Linked DNA regions of Mus musculus: region 2 is linked to region 1. A link is a contact called in ENCODE Hi-C or POLR2A ChIA-PET data. All regions are on one chromosome and are shown on one strand. The core of a region is the stretch at or near the end of the contact, and the rest is flanking DNA. Distances in the headings are between cores, read along the strand shown. Region 1 holds the start of Pkig (protein kinase inhibitor, gamma). Region 2 overlaps Pkig (protein kinase inhibitor, gamma).

Region 1 (3,263 bases), core at 203-2,702:
GTTTTAATAATGAAAAAAAGGTCTAAGATAATTGTCAATATCTGTTTTTTTTTTTGTTTTGAATCGCCATAAAGAACTGGCTGCAAAGCAAAAAATAATAGCAAGGAGACCAAAGAGGGTGAGAGGTCTACTTCTGATCAAGGGCGCGCATAGAATCGCGGAAGCGCATGCGCACACGCTCACCCGCTTCTAATTAGACGCCTCTGCAAGCTCACAAACTCAGGAGCAGAGACATGAGAGTCAGGAGTTCAAGGCAAAGCCTCAGCTACACAGCAGCATTAATCAAGACCAGACTGTAGGCCACAAAATCCTGTATTAAAACAAACAAATCCCTTGAGGGTTCACAAAAAATAAAAAGCAAACATCCTAAAACTTTACCCATAACGCCACCTCCGACCCTAAAAAAAGTCTGTCAAGAAGAGCCGAGGCTTATCCTTCAAACATCAAGTAGACACTCTTGCTACCTTTTGGACTCCCTTCCAGCCTGAAATTCTTGGGAGAGTCTCTAGAAGTTTGGCTGTCTCCTCAAGGCACCGTTTTCCTAACACTAGGCACACACACCAGACTAGTCTTCTGGCCAAGACAAAAGGCAAGCTACATACCTCCTTTTGGAAGTAACCTTCTAGTGTAATCCTCTCTCTCTGATCACCTCTGAAGGTCTACAACAGCCTCCACTGCATTCAGCTTCCTGTACGTGTAAAACCATAGCTCAAATTACACCAAAAACCAGTCCATAGGTCAGTTTCCTACGGGCAGGAGTGGAGTTCCCTAAGGACAAGACGTCTCATTCACTTTTTTTTTTTTTTAAACCGCTGGCGATCAGCCCAGGCCCTGGTTCTCAATAAATACTCAATGATGCTCCTCGTAGTAGTAACAAGAAAAGCGCCCATGTAGTGAGGATTTTAAATATAAAAACACGTTTTGATCATCTTATAAGACAGGTATTATTATCCCCATTGTGCAGGTGAGAAAACTGACTCAGAAATAAGTCCGATCTCGCCGACCTCCCACCACCACCACCAACGAAGAGCGACACACGCAGACGTTCTCTTCAGTTCCTAGCTACTCCGCGACCAACCCTCATAAAATAGGAGCTTTTTAAAAATTACTATTTAAAAGGAAAACTTTCGAGTGAGGCTCCAGAGATACATAGGAATAAAAGCGGAAAGCGCACCCACCCGAACTCGGCCGGGGTCAGAGGGCGTCGCAGGCGCCAGCTCGCGGGCCCAAGGGACAAAGGTCCGGCCCTCTGTCCTTGCCTGGCGTCCCCGCGACCCGTTCCTCGCCGGTCGCCCGGCGGACCGCTCCTCTCCGGGTCACGTTCACCCGCTCTACCGCCGCTTACCTGCCGCCTTGTCGCCTCGTAGAGCCCCGGCCGCCGGCGCGAGCGCCTCCCCGGGGCCGCCTGGCGCCCGCAGCCCGCCGCCGAGCCGTTGCCTAGGCGACGCGACTGCCGAACTCCCGCGTCGCTTGCTCTACGGCGGCCGGGAAGGGACGCGACTGGGAGCAATGGGCGGAGGAAGGAAAGCGGTCCTGAGGCTGGGGTCTTAGCTCTCCAGAGAGGTGGCCAGTGAAAGATGAGCATGGAGGCCATCGAGGCTCTAGGTGAGGGCTTGTCCCTCGGATGTTTATGCCACCAGATGTAGCTTTTTTTTTTTTAATTACTTTTTTGATGGTGGTACACATGCTCTATTACTGAGCTACAAGCCCAGCCCTCTGACTGAAAATAAAGACTAGAAAAATTGATGTGGAGTGACAAATTCCTCTGTCATAATCTCTGAAACGAAGGGGTGTGGCAAAAAAGTAAAAGTTTTTTGTTTTTGTTTTTTTTTGGGGGGGGGGGCACGAAAATTTAAACACCAGAATTAATTTCAGCATGGGAAATAATTAATTCATATTCAGCAATTAGGTTTCCTGGGGGAAATCCTGCAAATATAAGGGACCCTAAGTTCAAAGGGTGCTCCTAGCTGGTGTGGAGCTCGTATCCACTTGGGGGAAAAACTATGAATTAGACTAAATCTGAATTCAGATTAAATCAGTTGATTGCTACCACTAACAGAATCACAGCCTTGGATGGCAGCCTTAGAGCCAAATCAAAAGATTGCCTTGCCAAGGAGTGGCTAAAGGAAGGGTTTACAAAGATGGACATCAGCAGTGGGCATCACAGTTATCTCATGCTTGGTGGAACCCACAGCTGGGGGAAGAACTGGCTTTCCTCCTCTCAGTTGTTTCTCATCCCACTGTACAGAGGGAAAGGGTCCGCCTCATCCCAGTCCCAGAGCCATAAGCAGGTTTACAGAAGCCAGAGCAAAGGGGTTGACTACCTCACAGAAGCAATGTCCTGTTTCCTCTTCTTGTCTCACATAGGGAAGGCCTGTAGGCCCCTAGGATTCTCCTGCATTTTAGGTCAGAATGGCTTCTTAAGCTATTTAAGGAGTTCTTGGTACACCTTAAGTTCCTTAGTTATTATAGGAGAGTCACATATAAATTGTCACACAAGCTAGACCACTCAGGGGAAATGGAAAGTGTCATTAATGACTGAGAGAGTGGTTTCTTCCAGGACAGCCAGGGCTACACAGAGAAACCCGGTCTCGAAACAAACAAACAAACAAACAAACATATCACTAACTTGGGGCTATGTGGTTAAGAGGACCTATCACACTCCCAGAAAACCCTGTTTCAATTCCCAGCAACTGCATGATACCTAACAGCTGTCTGTAGCTCCAGTTTCAGGGGATTTTTATGTCCTCTGGCCTCTGTGGGCACCAGGCACATACATGGTGCACAGACATGCATGTAGACGAAACATTCATACACATAAAATAAAATTCCCCTACACATTTGTCGCAGATGTGCAGCTTGGTCATCATGTGGGTCCCCAAACAACTGGAGCATGGGCTGTCTCTGACTCTGCTGCCTGCCATTGGATCTCCTTCCCCTAGCTGGATTGCCTGGTGGGGCTTCCCACACGCGGCGGGAGAGGATATACTTAGCACCTGCTGTGACTTGGTGTTCCAGGGCTGGTTGGTATACAAAGAGGGCTTTCCCTTCTCTGAAGAGAAGGGAAGAGAAGATAATGGGGAGAGGAAGAGGAGGGTGAGACTGGGAAGAGAGGAGGGAGAGGGCTATTACCAGGATGTAAAGTGAATAAATAAATTAATGAAAAAGAAATGAAATGAAATAAAAAGAATTTTTTAAATATCTTTTTAAAAAAAAACAGAGATCAGACTCTGATCTGAGCATGCTCACTTGGACACTGAAAC
Region 2 (3,263 bases), core at 353-2,852, 40 kb before region 1:
TGGGGTCCCCAATCCAGGCTATCCCTGGTGGGGGGGGGCACTGCACTTTGTGAGGAAGGGTTCCTTCCAGTCCTCTGAAGCGTGGGAGACAGGAAGGTAAATGAGAAAGTGCCTTGCGGTGGCTGCAGCTTCCAGTTGCTTCCAGCACTAGCGCTGCAAAGCTGTAAGTACAGGAACTGGAGGGAGCAAGCACGTGCTAAGAGAGCGGCCGAACTCAGAGTCTCTGCTGGATCCACTGACTTAGCACATCATAGCCCTGCCACACACTTCTCTTGCTCCACTTGGCACACGCAGTAACTGTTCACTCCCCTGCTGTCTTCCCTGGATCACAGGGCTTGGGAGGTACCCCACTGTGGAGTGTTTGCCTGACATGAACTTGGCTTAAACATCAATGCTTTGTTTAAAACAAACAATACAAACAAACAAAAAAACAACCACCAACAACCCAGAAATCATGTGGAATTTTGACCCAGGCCTGGTATCATACACCTCTAATTTATAGCATGACAGAGGCAGAGGAAAGACGCATGGTAAAGGCAAGCCTCAGCTATTTAGTGAGTGTGAGTCAGCCTGGACTAGATAAGATCCTGTCTCAGAAATAAAGTGGGTGGAGGATAGGACACAACAAAAGCTGTGTCTATGGTCCTTGCGTTAGTGCTTAATATTGTGGGAATGTGACGGCCAGCCCGACCTGATGGCACTGTGTTATTGCTTGCCCAGGGAGAAACCATTCCATCCCAGTCATTAATGTCACTTCTTTCCATTTTCCCGGGGTGGTTTAGTTTGTATGACAATGTATACATGACTCCCCTATGGTGGCTAAGGAACTTAAGGCTGTACCGGGCACCCCTTAAGTAGTCATTGACCTTTTTGTCCTGAGATGCATGAGAGATCCTAGGGGCCTGAAGATGGTGTTGCTGCTGTGAACTAACTCCGTGCTGTGGCTTTTGTAAACCCACCTTAGCTGTGGGCAGGATGAAATGGTCTCTTTACTGCTGTACAATGGAGCTGAGAAGAACTGAGGGCCATGAAGCAATTTTCTTGCCCAGCTGTGGATTCCAATGAGCAGGAGGTAACTGTGATGCCCACCATTATGAACCCTTCCTTTAGCACCCTTTGGCTCTAAGGCTGCCATCCTGCTGGCAGTAAGAATAAATTCAGTTCATCTAAATTTGAATTGAGTCTAAGTCTTTGGTCTTTGCCAGTGGATTCAAACTCCCCAACAGCAGGGGAGCCCTGAGCACAAATTTACCAAATGGTAGAGGCTGCATCTCTGAAGTACACAGAGCTGACCTAGAGCCTGGGACATAAGTGTGCATGAACTACCAGACACTTCCTTTCTTTGGGGCTCTGAAGGTCCTTATCCTGTCCAAAGAGCCAAATGGAAGCAGTCATTTTTTCGAATATCGACAAAGCTCTTACACTGGGAAATGTTGGCTCCACAGAGTGCTAAGTTCTAATGTGCACTTCAGAGCTGAGTGCAGCGCTCGGAGAAACCATGCCTTTTAGAGGAAGCCAGGCCAGTGTTGAAGCATTTCCGGGCGATGGTGAGCACAGCTGTGGGCCATGAGTAATAACTGTTTCCAAGCGTTCCCACCTCTGTCTCTGTAGGAATCACTTCTGGCGCCTCTCCCTCAGCTGAGGAGACTGGGGGTGCTCAGCAGCGTCTCCCTGCAGCTGCCAGGCCAGGGCCCTCGGCCCCCCCCCGCCCCCCCCCCCCCGCGAGAGAAGCACCACTTCTTTCGGCCTCTGTGTTGATGGCTAACTTCAAGTTGAACATTTGGGGTCCGGGTGACAGAAAGCAGCCCTGAAGCCTGGCTTGTAGAGCCAAGAGGCATTCCTGAGGTCCTCACAGACACACTGCCCTGTGAGTGCACACACCAGCACTCTCCCTCCTGTGGTACAGCAGCAGTCCAGAGCATACAGTTTGATTTTACTTTGTTGTCTTGTTGCTGGTGGTGGTGGTGTGTGTGTGCACACAAGCACACCCTGCCGTGTCAGTTCTCTCCTTCCTCATTATTCTGAGACCTGAACTCAGATGGACAGATGTGTGCAGCAAGCTCTTTCACCCTCTAAGCCACCTTTATGGCCTTGTGGTTTTTGTTTTTTGGGTTTTTTTTTTTTTAGTTTTTTTGAGACAGGGTTTCTCTGTATAGCCCTGGAACTCACTCTGTAGACCAGGCTGGCCTCGAACTCAGAAATTCGCCTGCCTCTGCCTCCCAAGTGTTGTGTTTTGTTTTTATCTTGTTGTTTATTTGTTTGTTTGGGTGACAAGGTTTCACAGCCCAGGTTGGCCTGGAACTCATTCTATATAGGCTTGTGGTTCAGAATAGCCTGAAACTCATGGCTATCCTCCTGCCTTAGCATCAAGTGCTAGGACTACAGGTGTGAATTGCCATGCCCATCTGAGTTTGGTACTAATATATAGGTGCTAATTTACTGTATTTCATCTACCCCCACAACACCCTGTGGGATTGATCTGAATGTGGTCCCAGCTTTGCCCACCTCTATTCCTAAGATGCTGTAAACTCGCCTCCAGGGTGGAACACGTCAAGAAAGCCTTGTAATGGCACTATGGTAGCACAAACAAGAAACTAAAGCCACCCTCACCTTGCATATGAAGAAGACATGCCACCTCTTTCCACCCCAGTTTCCATGCAGGGACCCGGCAGCCCAAACTCCACCCTTTCAGAGCAGCATGGCCTCATTACCACCTTAGAAAGAAGGATGGCTTCTGTCCAGAGTCACCAATGCTTGGGACCAGGCTGGGGGGGGGGGGGAGGCACAGAAAAATATCTAGGCCTCCCACTGTCCTTGCTACAGGGTAGCTACAGGTTCACCTTACACAGCCACTGGGGAAGTCTGCAGCTTTAAGATATGCCAAGGGCCTCTGAGAACTCCCTCTAACCCTGACCTTACTTCAAAGAGTTTCCAAACAATACATCCTCCTGAGGATTAGGGGCTCTGGTGGCCTTAAAGACAAAGACTTAACAAGACCTGGAACACAGCTGACTTTGGCTTTTGTCTCCATCCTAGCTGTGGACGTCCCTTTTCTGTGCAGTGGTGGCCAGGACACTAGGTTAAGAGAAAGGGCACATAGGCAAGTACAGGGGCACTTCCCCCTTCCTCCGCTCATCTCTCCTGACAAACTAAAAACTAGAGTGGTAGGTTTTAAGTGGAAGTGGAATTGTTCAGGCTGGAGAAACAGCTCTGCAGTTAAGAGCATGGTCCCCTCTTCCATAGGACCAGATTTGATTCCCAGT

Evidence for each region. Hi-C counts contacts between places; a loop is a spot of excess contacts on that map. ChIA-PET counts read pairs that join two places held with the same protein, here RNA polymerase II (POLR2A).
Region 2: a loop to region 1 is called in a map of heart, with 2.9 times the contacts of the local background. The contact joins the enhancer-like site here to the promoter of Pkig in region 1. A Hi-C loop is called at or near these places in 10 of 37 maps with a recorded cell type or tissue (CH12.LX, gastrocnemius, heart and 1 more). POLR2A ChIA-PET finds 5 or more read pairs at or near these places in 2 of 5 experiments (Patski and embryonic stem cell).

Annotation. Positions count from the first base shown.
Region 1 is chr2:163,656,575-163,659,837 of GRCm38, reverse strand. It overlaps Pkig (protein kinase inhibitor, gamma), which reads right to left and starts at 1,452. Exons shown (of 4, transcript NM_001039391.2): 1 at 1,346-1,452.
Region 2 is chr2:163,696,555-163,699,817 of GRCm38, reverse strand. The region is part of intron 1 of Pkig (protein kinase inhibitor, gamma); the gene reads right to left. Among named protein-coding and RNA genes, the nearest start is that of Gm16316, 6.1 kb to the right of the region's middle. Within about 2 kb of position 1,602, at least 1 of the 3 ENCODE cell types and tissues checked has a DNase peak (open chromatin) inside an H3K27ac peak, as active enhancers do; it is heart, where a contact is called at or near this core.